Linked DNA regions of Homo sapiens: region 1 is linked to region 2. The links are chromatin loops, found by intact Hi-C in ENCODE. Cell type or tissue: body of pancreas. All regions are shown on one strand. Each heading gives the region's core, and the rest is flanking DNA. Links, peaks and the distances in the headings are about the cores only. Region 1 holds the start of ANTXRL (ANTXR like). Region 2 has its middle 39 kb from the start of ANTXRL.

What was found. Hi-C counts contacts between places; a loop is a spot of excess contacts. Peaks named below come from ENCODE experiments on the same cell type or tissue, not always from the same donor. Only the 100,000 strongest peaks of a DNase experiment are listed, where the experiment ranks them.
Region 1: a loop joins it to region 2, with 2.0 times the contacts of the local background. A loop is called at or near these places in 4 of 110 quality-filtered maps.

The regions. Positions count from the first base shown.
Region 1 is chr10:46,286,023-46,302,022 of GRCh38, forward strand. It overlaps ANTXRL (ANTXR like), which reads left to right and starts at 975. Exons shown (of 17, transcript NM_001278688.3): 1 at 975-1,488; 2 at 6,036-6,107; 3 at 7,807-7,878; 4 at 9,997-10,078; 5 at 10,197-10,230; 6 at 11,230-11,306; 7 at 11,384-11,452; 8 at 11,809-11,889; 9 at 11,980-12,040. The coding sequence starts at 1,241. RefSeq lists enhancers at 11,745-12,245, 13,933-14,511. In body of pancreas, for the core only: a CTCF peak has its summit at 8,457 (motif pointing right); a DNase peak (open chromatin) is centred at 8,469.
Region 2 is chr10:46,239,989-46,255,988 of GRCh38, forward strand. It overlaps the pseudogene ANTXRLP1. Among named protein-coding and RNA genes, the nearest start is that of ANTXRL, 39 kb to the right of the region's middle. RefSeq lists enhancers at 9,455-9,954, 11,163-11,663, 11,739-12,240. In body of pancreas, for the core only: no CTCF peak of the experiment used is centred there; a DNase peak (open chromatin) is centred at 8,013.

The DNA.
Region 1 (16,000 bases), core at 3,528-11,527, 46 kb after region 2:
TGTTTGAGTCTCACTCATTGGTGCCTACGTCTTTCCACACACTGTAACCTCTCTGCTATTCAAAGCGTTGGTCATACAGCAGTTTTGACACTGGGATGTGAACCTGTCCACATTCTTTCCCTAGAGAGGGGGCCTGTGTTCCTGCCCATTGACTCTTGGCAGCTGTGACTGCTTGGACCAATAGAGCACAGTGGAAGTGACACTGTGTGACTTCCAAGGTGATGTCATAAAAAGCTCTACAGTTTCTGCCGTGCTCACTGAAAATACTCACTCTTGGACCTCTGGGCCACCTGTAAAAGCCCAAGCACCCTGAAGCTGCCATGCTGGGAGGAAGCCCAGGTCACACGGGGAGGCTACATGCAGGGTCTCCATTCACAGTCCCAGCTGAGCCCAGGTTTTGGGCCCTCCTGCCTAGGAGCCACACTTGTGAGTGGAGCAGCCTCCAGATAATTCCAGTGCCCAATCCTTCAAGTTATGGGGCCCCAGACATGAGGAGCCCTCCTAACTCCGCCCTGAGTGCCTGATCCTCAGAACCTGTGAGCATAATAAAATGGGCCTGTTCTGTGTCCCTAAATGTAGGTGGTCTGTTACACAGCAGTAGAGAACCGGAATGTCCCTCATTCACAAAGACTCTGGCAACACTGCAGTTTCCATCTCCTTCCCGAACTGCCATCTCCTGGGGGACTTCAGTGTCACACAAATAACCTCCCATTGCCAACACTCTGGCCTCCCAGTCCTTGACCTCCTCACCCACAGCAATGTCCTCACCTAACTCACCTGGGCTAACTCTTCCAATGAACAAACAGCAGGGTCTAGTGGTTTTAAGGGACACTGTGAGGGCTGTTATAAGGGAAATGGAGGCTTCCTCTTGTAGCCCCTCCAAAGGTCCTGTGCCTCCCCCTGATGTTGTCAACATGCAGGACATTGGGAAGAGCTGCAGGTCACAAAGTCACCATGTCAACCTTCCTGTCAACCATAACAGAGAATTCTGTCCCCAGGGTGGGGGAAGGGCCAGGCAGGTAGCTGGAAGCAAGTCTCCCAGAGCCAGCTGCTGACCCTAGTCCCTGCGATCTGGGGAGGTACCTGGTGGAGGGCCATAGTGTGCACTGGTGAAAGGGCAGGAGGAGGGGTGTGGCCCCGGGCATAAGGGGAGGCGGCAAAGAAGGGGCCTGTGCTCAGCCTCTCTGGGCCCTGGCACAGGCACCCAAGAGTGAGGTGGGGTCACAGGGACAGCCAGATAATGGGGAGCCATGAGTCCCTGGGGCCCTACTTCCTGGTCTTCCTGCTGCTGCTGCTGCTTCCTCCACCGCTTTTTAGAGCAGGAAGCCTTCGGTACCATGGACCTGACTGGAGAATATTTCACCGCCTGGCCCTGGGCTCCAGGAGAGCCCACCACCACCATGGCCCAGGATGGAGGCAGCACTGGCGCCAGGGGCAAGCAGGTCACAGATGCCAGGGCTCATTTGACCTCTACTTCATCTTGGACAAGTGAGTGTCCCTTCTAGCTCTGGCCCTGGGTCACCCTCAGGAGCCACTGTCTCTTTTTCACTAGGGACAGGACACCACTCAAGGAGATGCAAGCTTCCGTCACAGAAGCAGGGCCAAACTTTGGTCAGACCAGACCTAGGCCTCCTGTTTTTCTGAGGCAGAAAGAATGCCCTGGCTTTCTTTTCCCTGGTGCTTCATCTCCTGGATGAGGAAAAAAGCCACCAAAGGGGTTCTGGACGATTCCCTACCCCTCCATCAGCTGGGTCAGCATCCTCATCCTCACGCTGCTGCAACAGATGATTGCTCGGACCTGCCTCTCAGCAGTTCTCAGATGCTCACTGCGGATGTTTGGGGTTTCTGTGTTGTTTTGCTTGTTTGTTTTTTCACGCAAATGACTTCTATTTTACTGGGCCCCACAGAGATTGCTTTGTTGCCTGTGTTGGGCATTCTAATGTCACTGCTTAGAGAAGGCCTTTGGTTGGCTGCTTCTAAGTGCCTCTTCTGCAACTTGGAGAGCCACGCGATAGTTCCTACACTTTCAGAACAGTTTGGTCTGTTTCAGGCTGGCCCTGGGGAAGCTGGGCTACGTATTAGGCACCTTCTGGCTCACCAGGAAAGAAAAGAGGCAAATGTTCAGCTTTGGAGAGATTGCCTTGGTTCCCTTTCCTGCTCCTCCTGCTGGGTGGTAATACTCTGTGCTTATTCAGTAGCAGCAGTGGTGCAATCTTCAGGAGAATGTTGCAGCACTTTCTGGCCTCCAAAGCCCTTCCCCTGCACTCCTGGCACCTCACCACAATCCTGGGCTGTGAGTAGTACAGGTATTTTTCTATCTGGTTCCTGGACAAGGGTGGCTCCTGGAGGTTGGGGAAGCATCCAGAGACAGCTAGTGTGACAAGACTCCGGCTTCCTGTGCTGCACACTTTCCAGCATCGCAGGTTGAAATTCCTCTGATTTTTCTCATTCCTCCTGGATACTAATGGTTAGGGGACGTGTACCCCAGCCCACCAATTCCCATGGTTTCTGACTGTTCTGCTACTCTTGGGGAAGGAGCAACTCAGTTCTGGAGACAGGCAGAGTCCACTCACTAGCCACATAGTCTTGGGCAAGTTGCTTCATCATTCTGTGCCTTCGTGTCCCCCATCTGTAAAAAGGGTATCTTCATTTTCACCTTGCCAAGTGTGATGAGGATGAAGGGAGAATTTGCAGGTCAGAGGCGATGACAGAGGATGGGGATGAAGGGACCTGCCAGGCAAGGCAGAGCCACAGGCTAGAAACTCACAGGAACTGCAGAGGCCCTGATGTAATCCCAGACAGACTGGATGAGGGGGAATGCAGAGGGAGTGCCTAGAGTGGATGTAAAGGGAGCAGACAAAAGCAACCTTAATGAGTCTTCCTAACAAGGCTGGGGGTAAAGGGCATTGCCCCATTCTAAGGAGGAGGCAATGAGCCAGGTCATGGCCAGGGAATGACCCACCACAGCCTCCAGATAGACCATGGTGCTGAATTGAAACTCTGGATTTTGTGACTCCAAAGCCCATCCAAAGACCACGCAGCTGGGCGGGACCCTGAGAAACTTGCGGTAATCCTCCAGGCAGAAACAACATCTACTGCCTGCAGGCAGGCTCTTTGGTCATTAGCGTCCAGCTTATTCATGAGACTCATTATTCACTTGTTCATTGATTGGATTGAGCTGGAAGAAAATGAATCAGCCTCCCATGCGCTCCTATTCTTGGCCAGGTGACATTTGAGGGCTCTAAGTGGGAATGACCCCTTGTATTTTTTGAGTAATTTTTTAATTGTGGGAAAACATACATAACAAAAATTTACCATTTTTAAGTGTACAATTCAGCGGCATTAAGTACATTCACAGTGTTGTGCAATCACCACCATCCATCTCCAGAAATGTTTCATCATTGCGTATTGAAACTCTATTCTCAGCCGGGAGCAGTAGCTCCCTCCTGTAATCCCAGCAATTTGGGAGCCAAGGCAAGAGGATCGCTTGAGTCTAGGAGTTCAAGATCAGCCTGGGAAACATGCAAAATCCTGTCCATACAAAACATACAAAAATTAGCCAGGCATGGTGATGTGTGCCTCCACTCCCAGCTACTCAGCCTGAGCTGAGGCAGGAGGATCGCTTGAGCCTGAGAGGTCAAGACTGCTGTGTGTCAAGATTACACCACTGCACTCCATCCTGGGCGACAGAGTGAGACCCTGTCTCAAACCCCATCCCCATCAAAACCCAAAAAACTTCTATTTCCATTAAACAATAACTCCCCATTCCTCCCTTCCCCAAGCCCTAGTGACCTTTAGTGTATTTTCTCTATCTATGAGTTTGCCTATTGTAGGTACTTCATGTAAGGGGAGTCACACAATGTAATCAAGCAAACATATAATATTTGGCCTTTTCTGTCTGACCTTTTTCACTTAGCATAATGTTTTCAAGTTTATCCCATGTTGTCGCATCCATCAGAATTTCATCCCTTTTATGGCTGAATAATATTTCTCTGTATGTATATGTACCACATTTTCTTTATCTTTTTTTTTTTTTTTTTTGAGTTGGAGTATTCTGCTGCCTGGCTGGAGTTCAGCGGCGCGATCTCGGCTCATTGCAACCTCCACCTCCCAGTTTCAAGCGATTCTCCCTGCATCAGCCTCCTGAGTAGCTGGGACTACAGGGGCATGCCACCACGCCAGGCTAATTTTTGTATTTTTTAGTACATACAGGGTTTCACCATATTGGACAGGTTGGTCTTGAACTCCTGACCTCGTGATTCCCCGGCCTTGGCCTTCCAAAGCGCTGGGATTCCAAGCGTGAGCCACCTCGCCCGGCCTGTTTATCTTTTCGTCTGTTGATGGACACTTGGGTTGCTTCTGCCATTTGGCAATTGTGAATAATGCTGCTATGAACGCTGGTGTATACGTATCTCTTGGAGTCCCTACTCTCACTTCTTTTTGGTATATGCCAGGGAGTGCAATTGATGGATCCTATGGTGATCCTATGTTTAGCTTTCTGAGGAAATGCCAAGCTGTTTCCCACAGTGATTGCACCATTTTGCATTCCCACCAACAAAAGCCCAACATTTGCTATTTTCTGGTTTTTGATAATAGTCACCCCAATGGGTGTGAAGTTGTATCTCCTTGAGGCTTTCATTGGCATTTCCCTAGTGACTAGTGATGTGGAGCATCTTTTCATGTGCTTATTGGCCATTTGCATATCTTCTTTGAGGAAATGTCTATTCAAATCCTTTGCCCATTTTTTTTGTTGCATTTTTTTGTTGTTTCTTTTTCGTTGTTGTTGTAGGAGTTCTTTGTATATTCTGGATATTAATCCCTTATCAGGTATATGAGTTGTAAATATTTCCTCCCATTCTGCAGGTTGTCTTTTCACTCCTTTGGTAGTGTCCTTTGATGCACAAAAGTTTTTAATCTGGATACAGTCTCAACTTTTCTATTTTTAATTTTGTTGCCTGTGTTTTTGGTGCCATATCCAAAAAAATCCCCAAATCTAATGTCATAAAAGTTATGTTTTCTACTAAGAGCTTAAAAGTTTTAGCCTTTACATTTAGGTCTTTGACCCATTTTGAGTGAATTTCTGTAATGGTTTACAGAAGGGTCCAACTTCATTCTTTTGCACATAGACATCCAATTTTCCCTGCACCATTTCTTGAAACTACTGTTCTTTCCCACACTGAGTGTTCTTAGCACACTGGTTGGAAATCGTTTGACCACAGACATGACAGGTTATTTCTGAGCTCTCTGTTCTGTTCATTGCTCTACATGTCAGTCCTTACATCAGTGCCATAATAGTTTGATTACTGTAGCTTTGTAATAAATTCTGAAATCAGGAAATGTGTATCCTCAATCTTGTTCTTCTTTTTCAGATTTTTTTTTTTGCTGTATGACTAATGTCCCTTGAAATTCCATATGAAATCTAGTGCAAATTTTTTTATTTCTGCAAAAAATGCTGTAGAGATTTTGATACAGATTACATTGTTATCTTAACAATATTATTATTGTGCCTTCTGATTCATAAGCATGCAATATCTTTCCATTTATTGTGTCTTTAAATTCTTTCAGCAATGTTCTATAGTTTTCAGTACACATTTCTTTAGCTTCCTTGTTTAAATTTATTCTTAAGTATTTTGTTCTGTTTGATGCTATCATAAATGAAACTTTTTTGGTTGATTTTCTATATTTGGATTGTTCACTGGGGGCTTTTCCAACCAGTACATTCTCTCCCATTTCCACTCTACACAGTGCCCCACCTAACCTGATCAGCCACCTGGATGGCAACAAAAGCCCCACATCCCAGGAAGCTCCTCAGTCCCAGGCAGATGGGGCTGGGTGGTCACCTTATGCTGACCACTCAACTGGTGAAACTCATGACCTCGGATGATCCAGTGGCCACTGGGGGTGTACCCCAGCCTCAGCTGTGCTGGGGTCAGGAGAGCTTGTTAAGAGCCTGCTGGGAGGCTGGGGGCGGGGCAGACACTTGCCCATCGGAGAGATGCACTCATCTCCCTGACCCACATCTCCTTTTGTTTTAGGTCTGGCAGCGTGAACAATAACTGGATTGACCTTTATATGTGGGTGGAGGAAACAGTGGCGAGGTTCCAAAGGTACAGATCTCTGCATGGCAGCCTCCCCTGAGCTGCAGAGAGCTTTTCTTCTGGAAGGCAGGCAGAGGGCACATCCCATCAGATGGGGTGGGCGTGGGAGTCCTTCAGTGGGGGACACAGAGCACAAGGTGGCATTCTGAAGCAGGAATGAGGCCAGCACTCACTGGTTCCATGGGGTCTCAGCGGCCTTGGCTGGCTCCTGCCTGTGAGCCCAGACATATTGCAGGGGAGGCAGTTTGCCCTTGGGGACATCACACGCTGGGAAGGGACAATAGGCAGGGAAACCAGTGACTCAGTCCTGGAACTCCGAGTTGCTGAGGGTTCAAGTAGGGGGCAAAGAACTCCGTGGAAGGTTAAAGGAAAAAACAGGAACTCCTAAGGACAAAGTCAAGGATGGCTTCCAAGGATGTGGGTCTTTGAACTGGGTCTTGCAGGATGGAAAAGACAGGGGACCTGTGGTGGCGTGAGTGGTCTGACTTGGCTGGGAATGAGATTAGCTCAGGGAGGGCTGGGAGAGGGCTGGGCAGGTCAGCTTGAGGCCAAAGCCACAGGGGCTCATTATGCCAGGCCAAGGAGCTGGGATTTCCTGCTCTGAGCCATAGAGAGCCAGAGAAGGCTCTTGAGCAGGGGAGTGGCATGATCAAGATGGCACTTAAGGAAGAAAAGTCTGATGACTGTGGGTAAAATGAATGGGCAACAAGGGCAGGAGCCATGGGGAGCTCCGCTGGGGACGTATGGCAGCACTGTCGCTGAGGGCCACTGAGGGTCAGCCGGCAGGAAGGAGGGTCAGGGAGAGGAAGGGGAGGCTGTGTGCATGGCTGCCAATAGGGAGAGTCACTTGTCTGAGATGAAGGAGGGATGACGGAGAGGAGAGGGAGGAGGGAATGGGGTGAAGAGGCAAAGAATTTTCCAGTAGAAGGGAGGCCAGCTGGGAGGGCTGTATGTGCATCTCCCTGCCTGTTCATTATAAGGTATGTGTGTCTGTGTGTGTGTGTGTGCAGGTGCCTGAGTGTGGGTGCCGTGTGTGCGTGTTCATATGAGTGTGTGCATGTTCAGGTGCATGTGTGTGGGTGCATATGTGTGTGACTGTGTGTGTGTGTGAGTGTGTATGCATGTGTGTGGGGGGGTGTGTATACCTGTGCGTGTGTGAGAGTGTGTGCGTGTGTGCCTGTGTGTGTGTGCGTGTGTGCCTGTGTGTGAGTGTGTGCGTGTGTGCGTGCATGTGTGTGCATGTGAGTGTGCCTGTGTGTGAGTGTGTGCCTGTGTGTGTGAGTGTGTGCCTGTGTGTGGGTGTGTGCGTGTATGGGTGCATGTGTATGGGTGCATGTGTGAGTGTGTGTGTATGCATGTGTGTGGGTGTTTGTGTGGTGTGTGCACCTGTGTGTGTGTGTGCCTCTGTGTGTGCATGTGTGTGCATATGTGTGTGAGTGTGTGCCTGTGTGTGCGCGTGTGTGTGTGCAAGTGTCTTTGGGGTGTTGGGAGTGTGGGGATGCAGTGAGTTGCCATCCTGACTCTCCCTTCTATGGAGCCCTTGTCTCCACAGGCCTCAGAGTCCTTCACTACATTTATCTCACCTCCTTGTGTCCAGCAAGGGGCTCCAAAGCGGAAGAGTTGGGGTGGGAGGTGGGGAATTGGCCTCACCACCTTGGCTTCTGAGCCTGTGCCACTGGCTTCTCACCAGCACATGATTCCTTCACAGCCCAAATATTCGGATGTGCTTCATCACCTACTCCACAGACGGCCAGACTGTCTTGCCACTCACCTCAGACAAGTGAGTGCTGCTTTGAGCCCCAAAGGGAGGCCTGATGAGCTTGGCCAGAGGGAGCTCCAGGGAGCTGAAGGGCTCCCGGAGACCTTGGTTGGGAGCCTGACAGCACACAGGGCAGGCCGGTCAGGGCAACTCACAGTACCCACCTGACCTTAGCCCCGGCTCCCCTGCATCCTCCTACCCATGGCTGCAAGGTTACCTGCAGGCCCCTGTGCTCCAGAAGTTCTCAGCCTCCCCCACTTCACGCTCCCCTGCCCTCTCTCCGCTCTGCCTCCTTCCCTGAAAGGTGGCTGTGAGGATTCCCAGGGTGCAGGGGCTGGCAGGGCGGGGGTGTGTGTCCTGTGAACACACACCTGTGCTGGCTGCTGCTCTGTGCCTGTTCCCCCTGCCCTGACCAGTGTGGGAGGGAGACAGGGTCAAAGCTGGTGGTGGGAGTAGTGGGGCTTTAGTGCAGGGATGCTGGCAGGCCCAGACTGGGGAGCCCCTGGGTGGGGTTCTGAGCTCCAGGGCAGGCTGGGAAAGTGGAGGGAGGCAGGAGGAACAAGCTCAGGAGGCTGGAGCCCAGGCCCAGCAGGGAGCACAGCAGAGTTCCTGTTTGGCCGGAGGTGAGGGCACTTCCAATGCACATGCCCGGAACTGGGCCCAGAGGAGATGAAGCACAGAAGAGAGGTGAGGACACTGAGGACTGGATGGGGGACTGGGCCCCACTTGCAGTTTCGAGGGAATACAGAGTAGGGGAGCTTGAGTCTGTGTGTCCTGCGCTGTGGGTTTGTCAGAGAGACTGGGTGGGTGTGAGGTGGTAAAAAGCAAGTCTATGGGGGAGGACTGTGGCGAGTGACCCAGACGGGGAGCGGGGTTTGGGCATGGCCAGAGGAAGGCCAGGGCATGGCCTCTTCTGGGTATGGATGGGTCTGGCCTCCTCCCCTCCTGGGCTGGGCAGGCAGGGCTCTCAGAGCTCCGGCCATGGCAGGGACTCTCTGCCCACAGTGGGAAGCCATCCTTCAGGGTCCATGCTCTGCTCAGCCTTGCTGTGCAGGCTCAGCCTGTCACATTGAATTAGCCTGACCCTAAGTCCCCAGCCTGTCCCAGTCCTGCCACCAGAGCCAGTCCTGACTGCCCCAGCCCATTCTGTCTGCTTTAACAGCAACTGACAGGCCTCATGCCCCGGCCAGTCCGCAGATCAGTGTTCAGCCCCTGCATGCACAGCTGTCGGGGCTGCCTCTCCAGCCTTTGGTCTTTTTGTTTCAGGGGCACAGAAAGTCAAGGAGGCCAGACACTCTAAGCAGATTTGCTACTTCCTGTATCAGGGTAAAGATAGAGCAGGAAACTGAGTCAGGGTCAGGGGTCTGGGGTCATTGGGCTGGGTGCAGGGCTGGTGGCTTAGCAGGATGACTTTTCCCAAATGCAGCCCTACCTGTTAAAGGACGGAGTGCCCAACACAACAGCGTCCTTGTTAGGGTTAGAATTTGGATTAGAGTTAGAGTTAGAGTTAGGAATGTCAACCCCATTGACAGTGGCTGACTCTCAGTTGCCCATCCCTGGTTCAGGGTTAAGGTTAGGGTTTGGGTTAGAGTTAGAGTTAGAGTTAGAGTTAGAGTTAGAGTTAGAGTTAGGAATGTCAACCCCATTGTCAGTGGCTGACTCTCAGTTGCCCATCCCTGGTTCAGGGTTAAAGTTAGGGTTTGGGTTAGAGTTAGAGTTAGAGTTAGAGTTAGAGTTAGAGTTAGGAATGTCAACCCCATTGTCAGTGGCTGACTCTCAGTTGCCCATCCCTGGTTCAGGGTTAGGGTTAGGGTTAGGTTTAGGAAAGTCAGCCCCATTGCAGTTCCTGACTCACAGTTGCTCATCCATGGGAAACTCCTACTGTCACCAGAGATGGTCCAAGCAGGGCCCTGGTGAAGTTCCCCAGGCCTGCATTCTCTGTAACTCGGATGAGCTCAGAAGGGCTTGAAATCTCTGGTCAAAATCACAATGAGGAATGAGGAGGACAAAGCCCTTGCCTGGGCCCCTCCTTCATCCAGGAGGACTGGCGCAAAGAACAGTGGCTCCCGGAGAGCTTGGGAGCTGATTTTTAACAGTCAATGTCTTTCCAGGTCAACCACCTTTTTAAATTTTTTTCAGGAATAGAATAAAAAACGGTCTTGACCAACTTCAGAAAATTGTGCCTGACGGTCACACATTCATGCAGGCAGGATTTAGAAAGGTATAGACCCCTTGATCTCCTAACCCTAACCCTAACCCTAACCCTAACCTACAAAATCTTAGAGCATCAGTGGGAGCATCTCACTGTCCAGGCTCAATATTTCTTCATTTTCTTGCAGGCAATTCAACAGATCGAAAGTTTCAACTCCGGAAGTAAGCACCTGCCGTCCCCCTGGTGGTCCTGTAGGGGGAACAGAGCTGGGTGTGAGCCTCAGAGAGCTCTGTGTGCAGAATCTGCAAGGCCACACCTGCCCTGCCTCTTGGAGCAAGTTGCTCACCTGCTCTGAGCTCCAGGTCCCTCCCTGGTGCAATGAGCATAGTAAGCCCTCACCCCATGGAGTTCTGAGAACTGTGTGGGATCCTGCGTGTGCAGTTCTGGTGCTCATAACCCTGAGGTGCTTGCCCTCCAGCTGGGCTGTGTGAAAAGGACAAGGGAAGAGCCAAGGGGTTTGCCCCTTGCACACACCTTAGCCTTCCTCCTCCCTTGCATGTCTTCCCTCCGAGTGACTTGCATCCCCTGACCCTGTCTCATATGGTACAGAAGGCTGTCCAGGGCCCCCAACTTCCCTCCCCACTGTGTTGCTGCAGCTCTTGTCAGGAAAAGGCAGGGCTGGAGAGGAAAGGCGTTGAGGTGGCTGTGGGGTCCCCTGCCCAGGTGCCACTGGCCTGGAGTCCTGAACTCCTGGGCCCAGAGATGCCGGCAGGGCTGCCTGCAGGCTCTGCTTACAGCAAGACCTGGCCCCCTGGGAGCCTCCCTGAGCCTGTCTGTTACAGGAGGGCCCAGCAGCTCCTCCCTCTGCCCGTGGGACAGGCCTGTGGTTGTGGAGTCCTGGCTGGAGCTGCCCTCAGGCAGAGGTGGTGCAGGTCGCTAGTGGGTGAGGGTTCAGGCAGCCTGGTGTGAAAGACCCTGCCCCTCTCAGCCCCTTCTCTGTAAAATGGGTGCTGGGCTGAGACCTCCCTGACTCTAGGAGGTCTCTGGGTGGCAGGTGCTTGGGTCTTGGCAGCCTCTCCTCTGGAGGATGAGGTGGGGGCACGTGGCCATGCCCTGGAGTGGGCAGCGCTGTGGGCCCAGCCATCTGCAGGGGTTCCGGAGCTTCTGGAGGTCACTCCTGGTGCCTTTGCTGAGCAGGCCACTCTTTGCTTCTTCTACAGACAAGGTTCCCAGCATGATTATTGCTATGACTGATGGAGAACTGGTGGCACATGCATTTCAGGACACTCTCAGAGAAGTGAGTCCAGTTCATACTTACCAGCATTTTGCTCCATGTATTTTGATGACCAATATGCAATGCCTTCTTTCCCTTAGGCTCAAAAGGCTCGGAAACTGGGGGCCAACGTTTACACCCTGGGTGTGGCTGATTATAATCTGGATCAGGTAATTCCAAGCAGGTAACCAGGCGCCACTTTCAAGCCTAGTGGTCACTTTCGAGCCAACCGTCCCGGGCCACCCCAAGGACGGTTGTCTAAGCTGCCCCAAGTGAGTTGGGCCAACTCATGGCCACTGCAGAAGTGATTGACAGCATGTTGTATAAATCCCACCATGCCAAAGGGGAGGGTGGAAGAGCTCCCCGCTCCCTAAGAGTGGGCTGCTGGCTGGAGAAGTCTGTGACATTCAGAGCCTGACATTCTGCTGCCCCCAAAGCATGAGGGCAAGACACTGTCTCCTGGGCCGGGGGTCTGCTGCATCCTCACCTCCTGGTGGGGAGTCCAACCCAGCTCTGCTCTCTGTAGATAACAGCAATTGCAGACAGCCCTGGCCACGTGTTTGCAGTGGAGAATGGCTTCAAGGCCCTGAGAAGCACCATTGATGCCGTGAGTGGGCAGAGGTGAGGGGCTGGGGACCTGGATCCTTTGGCAGGAAGCTCACTCTCCCTGTCCCGCCCCACCCCTCCTGTGTTCCAGCTCACGTCAAAGGTCTGTCTTGATGTGACATCGGTGGAGCCTTCCTCTGAGTGTGTAGGAGGTGAGAGCTGCGGAGGCCCTGGGGTAGCCAAAGGGTGGTGTGCATGAGTGCATGCGTGTATGGAGTGTGTGCATTTGTTTGGTATGTGTGGGGGAGGATGTGTGTGGGGAGTGTGTGAGTGTGGTGTGTGTATGTGGTGTGTATGTGTTTGGTGTGTGTGGTATGTGTGTATGTAGTTTGTGTGGGTGCAGTATGTGTAGTATGTCTGGGAAGTTGTGCTGTGGGAGGCTTGATGTGTGTGAAATCTGCGGGAGAGGGTAATATGTGGTCTGTGTGCTGTGGAAATGTGTGTGAGATTGTGTGGGGTGTGTATATGTGCTGTGAGTGTGGTGTGTGTGGGGTGTGCATGAGTGATGCATCTGTGTGTGTTGTATTGTGGGGTGTATGTTGTGTGGGAGCTGAGGTGCTGTGTAATATGCATGTGGGGGTGTGAGTGTACGTAGGGAGCATATATGCGTGTGTGTGTGTGGTGTATGTGCACTGTGTGTGTCTGGCATGAGTGGGGGTCTTGTGGGAGTGTGTGGGAAGGTTGCCTGGTGTGTGGAAGGCTGCTGGTGTGTGGGAAGGGTGTCTGGTGTGCAGGTATGTGGTGTCCAGTGTGTGTTTGTGTCGTATGGGGAGTTGGGAGTGTGTTGCTGATGTGTGTGGTGTGTGTATGGGATGTGTGGTGTGTCTTTGGTATTTTTGGTGTATGTGTGTTTGCTATTTATGTGTGTGTGTGGTGTGTGGGTGTGTGTACTTCGGGTGTGTGGTGTGTGGTGTGATGTGTGTGGTATGGGGTGGGTTGAGTGTGTTTGTGGTCCAGTGTGCATGGGTCGGTGGGAGTGGACATGTGGCCCACATGGATGTGAATGTGTCTATTGGTGTGGGGGCAATATGCGGGGGTGGTGGTGTGAGTACCTTTGTACAATTAGTGTGTTGTAACCTCACAACGGTAAGTTTAACTCTAAAGCAAGAAAAGACATGTGTGAGAAGCTCTCAGGGAAACACCAGCAAATGGCATGGAGTAGCAGCTAACCCAGACCACAGGGCAGGAGCAGCCAGGGCTCCTCCCAGGAAGGCCAGGCAGGTGCAGGAGCTGAAATGTCTGTGTAATTTACCACATCAACAAAATAGGAAACAGGAACCAAGCGGTTATCTCAGGGGATGAAGAACAAGAAGTAGGGGTGTCAACATCCCACAGCACCCTATGAGCAGAAGGAAACTTCCATAGCCCGACAAAGTCGTCCACACAAACACCCTCAGCTCACCTCAATCCCACAGGATCAATCCCAGTGCCTGTCCATGCTGTCTGAGACGTAGCGAGGATGCCCTCTTGTCAGCTGGGGTCCCAGTATGGGTTGTGACAGTCCTGTGTGGGCCTCTGTGATGCCTCTGTCTGTCCTGAGCTCTTTCTGTGTAGGCTGGGGGTCTGCATGGCCGGCAGTTGCACAACTGCGGCTGCTGGAGTTGAAGGGAGCCCTGGGTGTCCTCCCTTCATCACGAGAGGACATTACTAGGCCCTTAGCAAGACCACGAGGCATCCAGCAGCTGGGCTCTGGCCTCCCTGTTCCTCACTGCAGGGTGTCCTGGCGGTAGGCTGTGGGGACAGACACACCGTATATGTCTGAGCTCTGCTCTCCATGGGCACACGACCAGGAGCAAATTGTCCAATGTCAGTGAGCTCCAGAAGTGCCTCCCATGAACAGAAAAGACGCTGTCAGGCCTCTCGTGAGTCCAAAGGCACTGGGCTGTGCAGGGACTGGCACAGGGCTGGGAGCTGGCAGGTCCCTGAAACAGGAGCTACGCTGACACTTCCATGATTGGTCCTGGGCTCTGTCCCCGACCCCGCCTCTCCCCCATGCAGAGCTGAGGGCAGGGGTGGAGTAGAGAGGGCTCTCCTCCCCCTCGGGGTCTCTTTCTGTTCCTCCTGATTTAAAGCGGCTCAGCCGTGCAGCCAGTGTGACAGCTGTGCTCCTCTGATGATGTCCCCTGGACACGCACAGCCTGTGGCGTCTGAGCAGCCCTGTCAACCCCAGGTGAGGATGTGAGTCTTCACTCCTCCCTGGAGGCAGCTGAGTCGAGGTGGCAGGTGCCCTCTGCCCACCAGCTCGGCCTTCTGCCTCTGCTCACGTGGCCCGGCAGTCACAGCCCTGATCTGTCAGCTGTCGGCTGAGTTGTGCAAAGCTGCCCCACATGGAGGGTGACAGTCACAGGAGGGAAAGGGCAAGGCAGGAGCCTGAAACCCAAATGCAACAGAATGAGCCCTCTCAGCAGGCTGCCACTGAGAAGCCAGGAGGTCTCCAGGGAGCCCAGGAAGGAGGCCAGGGAGGGAGGCATGCAGCCCAGACTCCCCCTGTTTAGCCCTGGGCCTCCTATCCAGCCTGGGAGAGGCCTCTGGTGGCCTCACCGCTCAAGGCCCATCCTGAGCCCATCCCCCACACATGGCTGGAGGGTTTTGACAGGCATCTCCCTCTCCAGCCTGGCAGGAGTCTGAGGCTCTTAGCAGAACCCCCAGGCCCTCCAGGGTCCACTTCCTGTTCTGGGCGCCCTGTGCAGAGGTGGGACCAGGTGGAGCACAGGCACTCTGCAAGCCTTGCCTCACCTTGAAGGGCCGAGCCCACCTGTCCTTCACAGCCCTGTTCAAAGGGCACCTCATCCTGGAAGCCTTCCCTGATGACCAGCCCCTCTGACTCCCTGCAGCCCAAGGGCTTGGTCTGTCCCTCTCATCAGTCACTTGTCACCCAGGGTGTATCATGACTTCTGGTTGTCTATGTCTAAGCATAATTTTCTTATTTAGTTCTTTGGTTTTCTTCCACCCTTTTATTGTTGAAATTTTCAAACCTGTAGGTGAGTGGAAAGGATTGTACAATGAACACAAACACATCTCTATCCACCACTGGGATTTTACAATGAATGTTTGGCCATGTTCCTTTATCTCTCCCACCCCCCCTCTCTCTTCATCCATCCACCTTGAAAAAAAAAAAATGCTTGCTTGCAATACATAGTCCTAACACAGCCCAGAATGTAATTTGCAATTATCCTGTCCATGGAGCTTTGGGGCAGCACTCAGCCCTGCTTAGAGTGGCCAAGTTGGGCTGACCAAGGGGCGCAGGCCACAGGCCCAGTTGCTCCCTCCCGGGCACACACTGAGCCTAGTGTCTGGCTGGCCAGGGCTTTTTGGAAGCCTGAGTGGGGAAGAAGTTGCCTGGCAGCATCAGATTTGGAAGCAGCTGCTGTCAGCCTTAGCTGTGGGAGAGGACCCCAGGCTTGCCCTGAGGGGCCCATGTCTAGTTGCTCAGAACAGGGCACCAAGTTGGCATTTCCTGCTGTCTCTCACAGCCTCAGTGCCCCCACCAGGCCCAGGCTCTTCCAAGGGCAGCATAGTATCCATCAAGTGGGTGACTACGAGAGCCAGGCTGGCACCTTGAGCAGGAAGAGTAGGCCAGGCCCAGCTGGCTGATGTCAGCAGTCAGCGTTGAGGGCCTTGGAGTGAGGTGGGCCTCGGAGCTCCTCATCTGAGGAGCATGGTTCCCTAGGTCCCAGCCAGGAGCTGACATGGAGAAACACAAACCCACTAAGGCCTGCATTTCCCATTTTCCAAGAAAGCTGGAAATCTAGATATTTGTGGTTAATGTTCAGGCTTTTAACTGCAGGCTCCCATTTTGAAAGCCTCAGAAAGCATGTCGGTAGGCCAACTTCACCCACAGCCCGCCTTGAAGGTGTGACACTGCAGAAAGGCAGGAAGCAGGGTTCACAGGAAGCTTTCCTTGGGTGCATGGACCGGGGGCGCCCCAAGCATCAGCAGGGATTGGAATGCGTGGGGCCTGGGCCAGGAGGCAGGGGTGGAGGCCAATGCCCTTGGCAGCTGCAGACCTGCGGGAACCCTGGCTGGCTCCTGGGTCCAGCCGTCACCTGCATGTGTCCCCTGTGGTCTTTGGGTCAGGGCAGGAGCTACAGTGGTGGAAGGACACACTCCTT
Region 2 (16,000 bases), core at 3,651-11,650:
CATAGCCAAAGGAAAACCCCTCAACCCTCATAGGCCCTGAGACTAGCGTAGGAAGGTGCCTAGAGACCATGTAACAGCACTGCTTCAGAGGGAGCTCATGTGGGTCCCAGTCCCCAGGTCTTAGGCAGCTGTAGCTCTCTGCCATTTGGAGAGCCCAGCCACCACCAGACTGCATCCTGCACTGGAAACCAACAGCCCCTGCATTTCCACATCTCTAGAGTCCCACTGACATCTCCCTGTGTTCACCTGTAGGGCTTCAGTAGTGCAATGCCAGTTGGACCCAGCAGAGCCTCCCTAGCACTCTAGCACACACAGTGTCCTGCATCTTGGGGAATGGACAGTGCAGCACAATAGGGAGGCTGCCTCCCCAGTGTGCTGAGAGGCTGCCCTCAGAGAAAAAGGAGCCAAAGTGTGGGTTTCTTAGAGCTTGAAAACTGTCTACCTGGGGCAGTTATCATGGACAGCAACCCTGTTCCCACCCCAGCAGTAAGGCTGCCATGCACATGCCTTGAGGGCAGGGTCTGCTACTGCTCACTGCATCTGTTGTTGCTGTCACTGGGGCCAAAGCACATGCCACTTGACAGTGACTTTGCCCTTTTTGGGCAGCAGAGCCACGCATACTTGCATCCCCTTTACTACTGGTTTTCCCTGTTGCTGCTGCTACCACTGCTGCTGCCACCCCTCAACAGCTAGGGGCTGAATCTCACACTTCCCAGATCCTGAGAACTCCTGCCTATGGCTGGAGCCACTGTAAGCAACCTGCCTATGGCCCAGCCATTTGCACATACCCTGAGGACAGTTTCCCCTGGCCCACTGCTGCCACTGCCACAGCCACTTGAGCACTCTGCCAGTGGGCCTGGGGACCCCTCCATTTTGCCAACCACAGCCATCACCTGAGTGTTCCATTGAGGGGCCTGAGGATACACCCACCCACCTTGACACTGCTTACCTCAGTGCCCAAGCACACTGCCTGGGGGCCTAGGGATTACCCCCACTCTGTTCACCATTGCTGGCCTCTATGTACTCCTCCTAGGGGCCTGATGATGGACCCACTCAGTCTACCACTACCACCACAGCCAGCATCCATTTGCATGTACCACTTTGGGTTTAGGGAACTGGCCTACCCAGCCATCACTAACACTGATGTGTGTTGCTTCAGAGCCTTAGAGTTGCTGTGTTGTTGCTATTGTCAACACTCACTCCACACATGCTGCCAAGGGAAGGACCTGCCCGCTGGCCAGGCCTACCACTATGACTGCCAGCACCCAAGCCAGCCACATGGAGGCCTAAGAACTGGCCCATTTGTACCTGCTGACACTAGTGCCTGTGTACACTGCCTGGGGTCACAAGGAGAGGTACATTTACCCTGCCACTGCCACCATCAGGGTTTGAGGGCACACCCACCTAACATCCCCAACCGCAGCAAAACATCATCATAGCCTCCACTAACAACCACAGCCTAAGCCACTAGGGAAATCACACACCACTGATACTGCTTAGAGGTGAAGAAATCATAGAGACACTACATTACTTCATACACTTAGAAGCAAAGCTAAAGTGTCCTACCCAATAAAAACCATGGAAATATCTTCAGGAAAAAGCCAATCCAAAATGTATGAAGAAGCAACTGTTACAAAAGATGTGCAGATATCAATGTAAAACGCAAGAAACATGACTAAACAAGGAAATATGACACTTCCAAAAGATTACAATAATTCTTTAGCAACAGATTTCACTGGAAAAAAAATTTATGAAACGTGGGAAAAATAATTTTTAAAAATGATATTATAAAAGCTCAGTAAGACACAAGAGGACATAAACAATACAAAAAGTTAGAAATCAACTGAGGATATGAATGAAAAATTCACCAGAGAAACAGATATAATAGAAAAAAGAATCAAACAGAAATTCTGAAAGTGAAGAATTCAATGAACAAAATAAAAATTTATTCAAGAGCTTCCACAGTAGAGTGGAGCAAAAAGAAGAAAGCATCTCAGAACTTGAAGGCAGACCTTTTGAAATAACCCAGCCAGAGCCCCCGTCCCCATGCCCTACTCACACAAAAGAATAAAAAACAATGAACTAAACTTACAGAACATACGGGACACTATAAAGCAACCAAAAACAGAAATTTGGGGTGTTCCAAATGGTGAAGAGACCCAAGGTATAGAAAACCTGATTAACAAAATAATAGCTGAAAACTTCCCAAATTTAGTAAGAGATTTAACATTCAGATACAAGAAGTTTAGAAATTCACAGGTAATTAAAAACTCAAAAGGTCTTTTCCACAGCACATTATAGTAAACTGTCAAAAGTCAAACAGAGAATTCTAAAAAGAGTAAGAGAAAGGAAAAAGCTCTGGTCACATATATAGGAAGCCCGATCAGAAGAACAGTTAATTTCTCAGCAGTAACCTTATAGGCCAGGAGAGAATGGGATAATACAGGAGAGAATGGGATAATATATTTCCCCCCTAAAAAGGGGGCCAAAAAACCTGTCAGCCAATAATACTATACCTAACAACATTATTCTTTATCTTTAAAAAATGTGAAATAAAGTTTTTTCCACACAAGCAAAACCTGAGGGAATTCATCATCACTAGACCAGCCTTAGAAGAAATACTTAAGGGAGTCCTATGCCTGGAAGTGAATGAATGATAGCTACCGTCATGAAAACATACAAAAGTCTAAAACTTGCTGGTAGAGTAAACACAGAAATAAGAAAAAGAACTCAAATGTTACCACTATAGAAAACCAGCACACCATAATGATAAACTACAAGAGAGAAAGAAAGGAAAAATATACAAAACAATCAGAAAACATTTAACAAAATGACAGAAATAAGTCTTCATATATCAATAATAACCTTGAATGTAAATGGATTAAATTTTCCACTTAAAAGATAAAATCTGGCTGAATGAATTTTGAAAATGCCCCAACTATATGCTGCATACAAGAAACTCACTTCACATGTAAACACATGTAGACTAAAAGGAAAGGAATGAAAAAAGATATATCACACAAATAGAAACCAAAAGTGAGTAGAAGTAGCTATACTTATATCAGATAAAACAGACTTTAAGACAAAAGCATTAAAAAGTGACAAAGAAGGTCATATTATATAATGATAAAGGGATCAATTCAGCAAGAAAATACAACAATTCTAAAGATATATGCACCCAACACCAGAGCCCCCATATACATAATGCAAATATTATTAAATCTAATAGACTTCAATACAGTAATTTTTGGGGACTTCAACAGTTCACTCTCACCATTAGACATGTCATCCACAAAGAAAACCAACAAGGAAAAAATAAATTTAACCTACAGCTTAGAACAAATGGACCTAGGAGACATCTACAGAATATTTCATCCAACAACTGCAGAATACATGTTCTTCTAATCAGCAAATAGAACATTATCCAAGATAGACCATATGTCAGGTCACAAAACAAATCTCAATAAATTTTTAAAATATCAAAATCATACCAAATATCTTCTCAGACCATCATGGAATAAAGCTAGAAATGAATAACAAGAGGAACTTGGAAAATGTACAAGTACATGGAAATTAATCAATGTGATTCTGAACAACCATTGTGTCAATGAGGAAATTAAAAAGGAAATCAAAACATTTGTTGAAGCAAATGAAAATGGAAACACAACATACCCAAACATATGGTATACAGCAAAAGCAATGCCTAAGAGAGAAGTTTGTAGCAATAAAGACCTACGTCAAAGAAGTAGAAACAATTCAAGTAAGCAATCTAATGACGTACTTCAAGGAATTAGAAAAGCAAGAGCAAACCAAACCCAAAATTAGTGTAAGGAAAGAAACAATGAAGATCAGATCAGAGTAAAACTAAATGAAATTGGCTAAAAATACAAAGAATCAATGAAAAGCAAAGTTGGTTTTTTGGAAAGATAAAATGGATAAACTGCTAGATAGGCTACCCAAGAAAAAAAGAGATAAGACCCAAATAAACAAAATCAGAAATGAAAAAGGAGACATAGTAACTAATACTACAGAAATACAAAACACATCAAAAACTATTGTGAACAACTATTTACCAAAAAACTGGAAAACCTATAGAAAATGGATAAATTCCTGGACACTTACAACCTACCAAGATTGAAACTAGAAGAATCAGAAAACGCGAACAGACCAATAATGAGTACAAGATTGAATCAGTAATGTGAAAATTTACCAACAAAGAAAAGCCCAGGACTGTATGGCTTCACTGCCAAATTCTACCAAACTTATGAAGAAGAACTAATGTAAATTCTCCTCAAGTTATTCTAAAAAATAGAAGAGGCCTCATTCTATGAGGCCAGCATTATTCTGATACCAAAACCAAACAAGAACGCACCAAAAAAGGAAAACTACAAGCCAATAACCCTGATGAACATAGACACAAAATATCCTCAACAAAATACTAGCAAATTGAGTGAAACAGCACATCAAAAAGATAATCCCGCCATGATCAAGTGGGATTTACTCTGGGGATGCAAGGATGATTTAACGTACACAAATCAATAAACATGATATATCACATCAACAGAATGAAGGACAAAAACCATATGATCATCTCAACAGATGCAGAAAAAGTATTTGATAAAATAAAAAAAAGCTTTTTGACAAAAACTCTTGACAAATTAGGCATAATAACGGCCTCATATGACAAACTCACAGCTAACATCATATGAAATGGGGAAAAGCTGAAAGCTTTCCCTCTAAGAAGTGGAACAAGGCAGGGATGCCCACTTTCACCACTCCTATTCAAAATAGTACTGGATATCTTAGCCAGAGCAATCAGGCAAGTGAAAGAAATAAAAGGCATCCAAACTGGAAGAGAGGAAGTCAAATTTTCCCTCTTGGCAAATGACATGATTTTATACTTAGAAAAACCTAAAGACTCCACCAAAAAACTTCTAGATCTGACAAACAAATTCAGTAAAGTTGCAGGATACAAAATCAACATAGAGTCTGGGTGCAGTGGCTCACATATGTAATCCCAGCATTTTGGTGGAAGGATTGCTTGAGCCCAGGATTTCGAGACCAGCCTGGACAACATAGTGAGATGCTCATCTTTATTATAATTTAAAAAAATTGTTAAATCAACATACAAAATTCAGTAGCACCAATAATAACAGCTGGAAAAGAAATCAAAAAGGCAATCCCATTAACAATAACTACAAAAGAAATACCTAGAAATAAATTTATCCAAGGAGGTGAAAGATCTCAACAAGGAAAACTATAAAACACTGATGAAAGAAATTGAAGAGGACACAAACAAATGGAAAGACATCCCATTTACACAAACTGGTTGAGTTAATATTGCTAAAGTGATTGTACTACCCAAAGCCATCTGCAGATTCGATGCAATTACTAAAAAAAATACCAATGCCATTTTTCACACACCAACTCCACACAGACAGTGACCTCAGCCGGGAATGGATTTTTTTCTGATCAGCATCGTCATTTCTCACTCAGTGTTCAGATGACGTTGAATGAAATGACGTTATTCAAGGACCTGCTGTGTGACATTTTGCACTGTAGAGAGATGCACTTGCAGGTGTTTCCATAGATCACTCTGACAGCAGGATATGGGGCGGAACCTGACTCAGACATGAGCCTCCCCTCAGGTCAGTTCATAGCCCGGCTCTACCACTCAACAACCCTGCCACGTTGAGCCTATCACTAAACATCAGAGCCTCGGTGTCCACAGCTGCGAAATGTAGACAGTAGTGACTACCTTGCAGGACAGAGAGGTGGCCATGCACACAGTAAGGACCTGGAGCCAGGCTGTTGGATGCTGGTCCTATTGCTTCCTGGCTGTGTGACCCTGGGTAGGTTACCTAACTTTCTAGGGCCTCTAGCTTCCTCCCCACAATAGAGTTATGGCATATATTAGTTTGTGGAATGTAGTTGCAACAGTGTCTGGCCCACCTTAAGATCTATATGAATGGCAGCTATGAGCCTTCCTGGGTGTTGTGAGAATGAAATGAGATCCAGTTTCTAAAGGGCCTCCTGCTGTGGTGCGCACACGAATTAAACTCACTGGAAAGGCTGTTATATCATTGTGGGCACTATATTTGGTGACAGAGAGTAAGGTTTCACACTATTAGCCTGACTTTCCTGATGGATCGAGTAATATTGTTTCCCATTAACATAATGAGCATCCACAGGATAAGGTGAAGGAGAATCCTCAGCATGGATGGGAGGTAGAGTCTGGCTCAAGAGCCTCTGAATCTTGCTGCTTCATTTTGTATGAGTGTGTAGTGGGGATGGCCTGGAAGAGGACACTATCAAAAAATTTATTCAGGGAACTGAAGGTGATGGAGCAGGGAGACACACTCAATTTAAAACAAAAAAAAATTGAAATTAAACAAGACTGACTGCTTTTGCCACAAAAATGCTGAGGTTTTTGGTAAACTGAGCCTTGGAGAATTTCCTGCATTATTATGTGCTGAAATGCAAAATGTTTGGATTTGCTGAAACAATAAACTAAACAAGGTTTTAAAAGGCAGCAGCTCCTCTAAATTCGACAGCACACTCCAGTCGAAGAGGCTCAACTTCCCGAGCTTATCACACCCCCAGGTCAGCCCACAATGCCAAGTCAGGAAGAGGAGTTTGGAAATAGCCTCCTCACAAGGCCGGGCATGGATGGAGAAAGAGGCATGCACTGGTTCTGTCAGGATCCCCCAACCTGCTGAGGGCCTGAGTGAATCCCTGTCTGAGGGGAGATCCTGGAAGAGGGGTGTGCAGCACACAGGTGGCCTCTTCACTCTGCAGTGAAGAGACAGACAGCCTATGCCTGTCCTGGCAGGACGTCTCACTGATGCCTCCACAGCCCTGCAGTTGCAGTTGGGCTGCCTGGCTGGGGCCGAGCCACCCATCCAAGCCTGGTCTCCAGCGGGTTCTCACTGAGATGCACTCTCTCTCCTCCAGCCTCAGGGCTCCTTCTCACTCAGGGAACCCCTGGCTCAGGCAGGAAGGTCACATTCCCAGTGTCTCCAAGCAGAAAGCTGCTGAGCTCACCAGCAGCCTGGCTGGTGTCTGGCTCTGTACACTCATGACTAGGCTTACAGTCTGACCCTGTGGCTCTGAAATGGGCTGAAGGTCTCAGGGGGACGCGTCCTCTTTAGTGTATGATTCACGTTAGACCCTGGGGCCAGCACACCAAAGGCTTAAAGAGGAGAACAGGAATTCCTGTCAGCCTGTCTGAATTCTTGGGTACCCGACAGAAATCCTACAAGACACTCAGTCGGGTGTTCACGACTACAGTTGGGAAGGACAAGGTCAAATTAGATTGTGGCAGAGGAGCTAGAAGGGAGCCCAGGTCTACAAGCCACAGCTATGGGCCTCCCTGGGTTAGGGACAGATCTGGGGTTGATTTCTGATAGCCCTGGAGACAGCCACTTGTGGCCTTGGGCAACTTTCTGGGCCACTCTGGGCCTCTATTTTGCCATTAGTAAAATACAGATTGTCTCTCCTGCTGGAGAATTTCAGGGTGAACTTCACACAGTGACAGCGGAAAGGGCCTGGCAGAGCCCTGGGCAGTGTAATTGCCCTCCTTAATACAATTACTCTGCCACCCTCCCCCAAACTTTAGCTGCTTTTGGGAATGGGACAATTTCAGAGACTTGCTCCATCCCCTATCTCACCACACTGGGCAGTAAGGCCATTTCTGGCCCTTTCCCATGCCCACCCTCCCGTCTCTTGCCTTCCCTCTGCTTGAGGTGCCCGTTTTCACACCCCACAGTCGAGCTCTGTCCCTTCTGACTGAGCCTCTCGCTGTTCAGTGCATAAATCTGGACTAGGCTGTGGACTGGAACTGGGCTGTGGCAACGTGGAGAGGCCTTATGGGACCTCAGATGGAAAGTGGGCTTCTGTGCAAGCGTGGCTGGGATTGAGAGCCCTGTGCAGAGGCACAGAGCCAGGAACCCAGCAGCTGGAGCAGCCCTGCCTGCCTCTGACACCAGCAATGCCCTGCCAGGTGTCAGCACGCCTCCCAGGGCCTCCCGGCCCGTTTCTTATCAGCAGCGTCCAGAGGCTTGCAGCCTGCAAGGCCTTCTCAGTGCGCAGCCACCTGGCCACTGAGAGCGTATGCTGACCTGATGCAGGAGGTCTGGCCAGTGCAGGTCCCTCTATAAACCCTGGGGATGAGATCATCTTCCAGGTGTAAAAGGCTGGACTGTGGGAGGCACAGGGAGATGAGCCCCAGGCCCAGCCAGTAGCAGGGCTCTCCAGGGACCCAGGGCCTGAGCAGAGAAGCCCCTTGGTGCTGATCCGAAAGGAGAGCAGTGCAGAGTAAGGGCAGGAGCCAGGCCCAGGGCACATCCAGCCCTATCACTCGCGGGCTTTAGGAGCAAGGACATGCCACTTAATATCTCAGCGCTTCAGGCCCCTTCAGTAAACTGGATAATAATAGCACGTAGGTACAGTTACTGGGAGGATGAAAACAGTGAAAGCATGGCCTAGGCTAGCAACTGGCCCACAGAGGACTCTGTATATTACTGAGGCCTCGTTAGTAATTATTAGTCCTCATTCATAATAAGTTACAAAGAGAAAATCTTAACAATTTCGTCCTCCCCATGGTCCCAAGGCAATGATACAGGAAGGAATCCTTATTCCCTGTTAGAACCAATGTTGCCCCGACAACGCTGTCAGCCATCCCAACCAGCACTTCTGACCCCAGGGGACCAGCAAAGGAAGCACATAGTCCCAAGTCCAGAAACGGGCTGGGAGGCCCATGGGCACCGTTTCTGTGTGTCTTGTGCCGTCCTCTTTGGCAGACGCCTGACATGGCTCTCTGAGCCACAATCCCAGAGGACAGCAGTCAGGGAAAAAGCAGTGGCCTTCTGTCCATCAAGTGTGTCCCTGTGCCCCAGCTCACCTGGCCCCTGTGCTGACACCACATCCATGGCACCTGGCAGCAGCTTGGGTGAGAGAGGTCACGGAAGATATCCAGATTGCCCTGAAAAGCAACGTGGCCATGATGAAGCCATGCAGCCTGGATGCCTTCTCAGGACCCCCCGGCCCGCCATGGCTCTATCCCAAGGAACACACGCAGACAAAGCTCCCATTTCCCCCTGGGGGAGGGGCCTGGCAGGGTTGCATGTTGGAGACATGGTCACTGTGGCCACAGAGAGTTTTGGAATCTGGACAAAAAAGTATTTTGGTTGTAGGAAGAAGAAAAGCCAGGGGCAGATTCATACAAAAAGTCCAAAGGCGGGAGGAGCCTGTGGTTCCAAGCAGAGGTCCTGAAGGGGAGCATGAGTTAGGCCTGGGGGCCCAGCATGGGGGCCTGGGCAGGGAGAAGGAGCCTTGCTGCTGGGGCACACAAGGGGAAGGCAGGTGAGAGGACCATGCCCTGCTCAGGGAGTAGGTACCTGACACCAGGGAAGAGAGAAGAGGAAGGCAGAGAAAAACAGGCCAGAAAGCAGCCCAGGACCCACGGCGGGCAGCCCCTTGGCCACTCGGCGCTGCAGTCAGGCCTTTCTGGGCTCCGGTGGGGATGGGATGAGGGCCGTGTGTTGCAAGGCAGTGCAGGCCGCTGGCAGGTGACTTCCTCCCCCTGGAGACATGTGCCCCACACTCTGAGGAGAGACAGGCCTGGCTTCCCCAGATGCCCACTGAGGCTGCAGAGGAGCCTGACCCTCCCAGGAGGAAGCAAGAGATCCGACCACAGACAGAGCCAGGACCAAGGGGGAGAGGGGCAGAGCCAGGTAGGAACTCTGGGGTCCTTCTCCCTCAACATCAGCCACCCAGGCGCCCTCTCTACCCCTGTGCAGGGCCCCCTGCTGCTGCCTGGCTGGGTTCCCCTCAGCAAGATGGGCCCTGGACCCGCCCATGAAGGAGGTTTCCTCAGGGAGAGTGGCTGTTGTGTTGGCTCCGGGGCTCAAGCTCCTGCACAGGTGTCTTGTGAGGGCGCTTTCAGGCCTCCACCTCCTCCCCTCCCTGCAGCACCTGTCAGCCCATTACAGCAGGCGACAAGCCCACTCAGTGACAGCTTTTCCTCACTGCCTGAAGATCCTGCTGCCCGGGCTGGCAGGTGCCCCTGGCATCCTTGCAGTGTTCGTGGTGGTGAGAACGTGTGTCAGGACTGGTCATTTCTATTTTTTTTTCTTTCTGATCTGCATGACCTTTTGTGACTCAGGTTGCCTGACCCATGCACCTGCAGGCAGGTGGTCTAAAGCCCAGGGCCATTGCCAGAGCTGAGGCACCCCTGTGGAAACCAGGGACTGGTCAGACATCAGAAGCTGCCACTGTACAGAAACATGGATCCTTCTAGAGAGGGAGTTCAATGTGTGGGGACAGACCTGGTGGTGCAGAGGACAGGAGCCCTCATATATGCCTGCCACTGGGGCACGAGGCTGAGGTGGCCATCTGGTTGCTCTTGGCATCACGTGTCTAAAGTCCAGCCCCTGTAGAGCCTGCCTTCCTCCAGGGCCCAGGTCTCCACAGTGGGACCCATCTGCCCCCTCCTCCCACAGTTCCAGGCTGGGGGTCGCAGCCCCTCTCCACTGTGCTTCTCACCTCTATCCTTCTCATCCAGAACACTCCTTGACACCTACAGCAACAAACAATCACAGTGGGGCAGGTGTTTACAGGAGCCGGGGGCAGAGGCAGTGGAGGCAGAGTTTGTGGTGGTGGAGATGATGGTATCTCCTGCTCTAGCTCCTAAAAAACAATGGTCTGCTGACTTTTCAGACAACTCTTAAGAGCAAGGGTATGGTGTCATTGCCTCAGCCAGCACCGGGCACAGTGCCGGCCACTCCCAGATGTGTGTCTGGGGAATGAAAGGACCAGTAAGAAGCCCACACCACAGGGGACCATCCTTCACGTGAGAAAAAAGCAAACTCCTCCTGGTTTGCAGACATGGCTCTTCCCCTAAATGCTAACAACTTCATCCCGGTCGCCTTGGTTCTCCCAAGGCCAGCCTTGTTGGAGGAGGCCTGCCCTGGGAGCTGTGCAATGGTCCCAGCATTTGCAGGTGACTGTCCGCATCCACCTGGTTGCAGATGCAGCCTCCCTGGGCCCACTCTGCAGCACCTCAGAGGCCACCCTTGGCCAGGGAGGCCTGTTCCCACCCCATCCCAGGCTCAGGGCCTCCTACCTCAGCTACTCACCACTGCCTATGGCCCCTGGTGTGGGTCCCCAGCCCAGGTGAGCCACAGCCTGCTCCCCGACTCCTGGCCCCTGTGTTCACTGGGCTGGTGTCCCTCCCAGCTGGGTGCTCGCCAGGCCTCCTTCACCCCTCAGCCCTGCAGTCCCTAGAAGCTAACCCCAGCCAGACCCTTGTCCCTGCCAGGAAACAGGGATCCAGAGAGGCCAAATGGAGCCACACCTGCATCCGGAGCCTGGGGATGGGGCTAAGCTCTGTCCTCTCCACCCTCTGCTCTGTCCTCTGTCTGCAGCTCTCCGGGCTGGCTTCTTCCACCCCAGCTTCCAGCACCCCTGACACTCTCCCCGCCCCAGCCTCCATCTCTGCTTTTGGCTCCTGCTCTGCCTTACAGGGGGCCCTTCCCACTTCTGTGGGGTGGACATTTCAGCCTCAGCCACAACAAGCCAGGACTGTGAGCTGCCTGTGGGGAGCTTCATTTCTGTCCCTCACCAGCCCAGCATGGGGCCCAGGGGAAGCTGGAGCTCAGTAAAGACAGATGAAGGAATGGGGAAGGCACCAGACATGTGCTGAGATCCATGCTGGTTCCTCAAGGCACAGACAGCTGGGGGTTACAGCACTGTCCTCCATTTGGGCCCTCAGGACCTCATGGGGGCCCCTCTCTTCCTCCCTCCACACAAAGGCTGCCTCCTGGCCCTTGTCCATCTGTGGCTTCCAGAAGTCCGGATTGTTGAGGCAGCCCTGGTTTCAGGGGTTCTGGGGTCACTTCTCTCTAGGAGCCAGGGCAGGCTTCAGCCCCATGTCCAGGACATCCCAGGCCAGCTCTCTGTGGCCAGCCCGGGGCAGGAGGCCCTGCAGAAGCCCAGGTTTGCTAGGCTCTGGGAATGTGTGGACAGGTCTGCGACTCCCCGGGCTCATGTGATGAGCTGGGAGCTGAGGGAAACTTCCCACAGGCGGGATCATGGGGCAGTCACATGTTAGAGTCCCTCAGAGGGTGGGCCTGTGCCTGGGCCCCAGAGCTGGGTGGGCAAAAATCACTTGCCTTCTTGCGGCACAGCCACCAAACACAACACAGCAGCAGTGGCGCAAGCAGCAGGGGCGGCACAAAATAGAGCCAGTTGCAAAAAATGCCCTGGCTGAGAAAGACAGCAATATGAACCACGCCTAAGGGACAGAGGAATGCCAGGCCTGGGAGGGCCTGGGTAGCCTCATCCTGGTGCCCACCACTTGGAGGCCCATCTGCCCATTCTCCCTTCTCTACAGGTGGTCCCACCTCAAGGCACAACAGTGGGGCCGGGGGTAAGGGATGCTTCCAAGGGAACTACAAACCCCTCCTCTGGCCCCGCTGAAAGTCTCTGCCCAAGAGCCCTGCCAAGAAAGTCCCGGAAGCTTCCACTGTCTGACAAACCCACCCTCACTGCACACCTCGCCTGCAGCACAGGGCTTCTGTGAGGACCACAAAATCTCCAGGTACAATGATGGGCAAGGGTGGGGGTGCTGCAGCCAAGAGAGGTGCAGGCGCAGGAGCAAGGACAGGAGACCCGGGTCCATCCCCACAGCCTCTATCCCCAATTCCAGGCTCTGCACCGTGGGCACATCCACACAGAGCTCTGAGCCTCAGCCTCCACACCTCTGCAAAGAGAACGGGCCTCCCTCCCTGGGGGCACTTGTGAGGTTTAGAGAGCTCAGAGAAAGACCTGGCTCAGAACCAGGGCCACATGGGGTGTAAGCAACCAGAACTCTTCTCTGGGTGTTCTTCACAGTAAAGGGAACGTGGGCAGCATCCGTGGGAATACAGGCTGCCCAGGCCTTCCCCAAATCCAGAGTTCTGTTTAGAGAGAAAGATGGGGAAGGCAGGGGAGGGCAGGGAGGGGAGGGGAGGGGAAGGGAAGGCAGGAGAGGGGAAGGGAAGGGAGGGGAGGGGAGGGGAGAAGAAAGGAGGGGAGAGGAGGGGAGGGGGCCTGTGCTGAGAACCTGGCTGGCTGAAGGAGAGGAACCACCGAGGCTGAGCATGAAGGCCGCCGGTGAGGCTGGAGCCCCAGGGCTGCTCCTGATGTGCCTGTCACTGTGGAGCCGTTAGTGGGTGGATTCCTGATGGGGAATGTGTGCGTTCAGCCTGCTAATCCATGCGTGGATATGCAGGGACAGGCAGGGGTAGACCCAGAGGGAGGACTGTCAACACTGGTGCGTCCTCACAAATAAGACTGGACACAAGGTGGTGGAGTGGGCTCAGGCCTCCCGCCTGTCCCTCCAGCACATCCTCCTCCCTATGCGGCCCTGGGCCACGCTGCCCAAAGATGTGGAGCTCTGAAAAGCAGGCACTGGGGGCACAGCACTTCCATTCTCAGGGGCCTCTCGGAGCTGAGCCCGGGTCCCAGTGCCCAGAGCCTCCCCTTCAGCAGCAGGAGGGGACGAAATGCAGGACCTGGTGAGGGAGCAGGGAGGGACATCTCAGGGGCCCGAGCAAGGAGGAGAGGCAGAAAGGAGGTTCAAGGCATCTGGGCAATGACAGCAGGTTACAACCAGGCAGGCTCAGGGGCCAGGGTCATGAGCAGGTTCAGGACCAGATCAGCAGCTGGGGCACCAGTTCAGTGGCACACGCACCCTGATGGCAGTGTGTGGAATCCTCCAGAGCTCCTGGGCCTGGGAGGTCCACGTGGAGAAGGTGGACACCCAAGAGGTACTGGACTCTAAGCTCCTGGCAGACAGCCTCCCAGCTTCAACCACCTGTGCCAGCTGGAAGCCGGGTTGGAGCAGCCTCAGGTGCCTGCTGCACACGCTACTTTCTGGGACTGCCTGGAAACTGTCTGCCCTTTCTGTGCTCCCCAGGGTGTATCTCCTTCTAGTGCAGGGACTCTGGACAGTCCTCATACGTGTTTGCAGCCCCATGCTGGTACTCACACATGTGGTGCTGGTGATGCTGACATTGCTCTTGAATGTTTTGCCGTTGTTCAAGCTGACTTCAATGAAGTACTCCCTAAAGCACAGAAAACACAGACGGTGAGAGCCAGCCCAGAGAGATGCAGTTCTTGACCTTGGCCAGTGGACAGCGTGGGTAATGAGAGGTCATTCCCCAAACGCTTGCAGGTAAACTCAGCAATGATGACCAAAGGGTAAGTGGGTCAGGCAGCGAGGGGCCCTGCATGGGGTCTCATGCCATTGTGACCGTGTCCTAAATGACCAGGGACCACTGCTTGGTGTCACCATCCCAGCTGTTCTGTATTTACAGAGTCTGTTGGCTTAACTCTGAGAAGCAACCTGGAGCAAAGGTACCATTCCTCAGGCAATCATCTCCTGCATCCTGTCCTCCTCACAGACCCTAGGATGCTGCAGATCCCTGAATACCTTGGGGGCGGCCACCAACAATAGAAGGTGGAGAGGGTGCCCTTAACCCAGTGGCAGACACGTGCCGCCCCAGCAGTGGGGGTGGCATCCACATTCTGTACAGCTCACAGTGCCCAACCCTGACCCCCTGGCCTCCTAACCTATAGGGCCTCCTGCCAGGTTTTTCTATCTTTGGTCCAGGGCAAGTTTTGGAAGTCTTGTCCATACTGATTGGATGTTCATCTAAAAGGAAATGACATGGGAAGAATGTCGATGCACTTGTCTGACCAGTGTCTCTCCCCATGTCTGTCCTCAGCATGCAGAGCTGACCCTGAGGCCCAGGACCAGCATCTGGGCTCTGCCTTCCTCTTACAGAGACCCCTGTGAGCACCCACCATACCCAGGCCCTGTGCAATGCTCTGCTGTGTAACAGGAACAGGCAGGCAGAGTCCCTGCTCTCAAGGGACTCACATTTAGAGATTGCATGGGACACAGAAAACAAAATTAAAAAACAAACAAAAAAAAAACCAGGACAGAACAGATGACAGAGAGTGCAACGTGCTGTGATGTCCATGACCAGAGGAGGTGAGGGGACCAGAGGGGCAGGGACAGCCACTTCATTATGTGTGACTTCTCCTATCTTGTAGAGCCACAATTTCTGGTCTAGAGGAACATGAAATAATGCAAGGCCAGGGATTTGCTTCAAAATACTCTGTGGTAAGGGTTCCAAGGAAAGCAGATGGGGGCAGGTTGAGAATTATTGAAAGTAGGTTTATGGCACAATTCTTGTTATTTTGTATACTGTTGAAAACTTCCATGAATAATAAATTCTCTCTGAAAAGGTGACATTTCAGCTGAAATTAAAAAGATGAGGAGCCAGCCAGGCAAAGATCATGTGCCAATGCCCTGGGCAGTGACTCGCTGACCTTGTCAAGGAGGGAAAGAGGTGATCCAGAACAGGGGGCAGGGCCTCGTGGGCCCTGGAAAGGGGTTGGGGTTTTATTTCTTGTGCAGTGAATCTGTCCAGGTTGGGCAGATCCAGGATGTATTTTGCACATGGAGGCAACAGGACTTGCTGGTGGGATGGATGTGAGGAAGAAGCTCAGAGGAGTCAAAGATGACATTTGAGTGTTTGACCAGAATAACCGGGTGGACAGTGACACCATTTACCAAAAGGGGGAAGCCTGAGGAGGTAACTGGGTTTGTTTGTTTTAAGTCTGTAATTTTGTTTCCCAATTTTTATTTCTTTATATATTTATTTATTTATTTTTTGTGGGAGTGTGGTGGGCTCAGGAGAGTTCTGTAACATGTAGACATAGAACCTTCTCATCCTGAGCCCACATCCTTTTCATGCCTCCTGAAGTGTTGGGGAGGGCACGGGCCCTGCTGCATCTGCCTGCTGGCCTGGCTCCAGCTCTCTACCCACTGGGCTTGGCTGCCAGGACCCCGGCTTCCCAGGGCCAGCAACTGCCTGGCCAACCTAGGACTGCCAGAACCCGTGGTATCGACGTTTTCGCCAAGGATGATTTCAAAACAATTATGGCA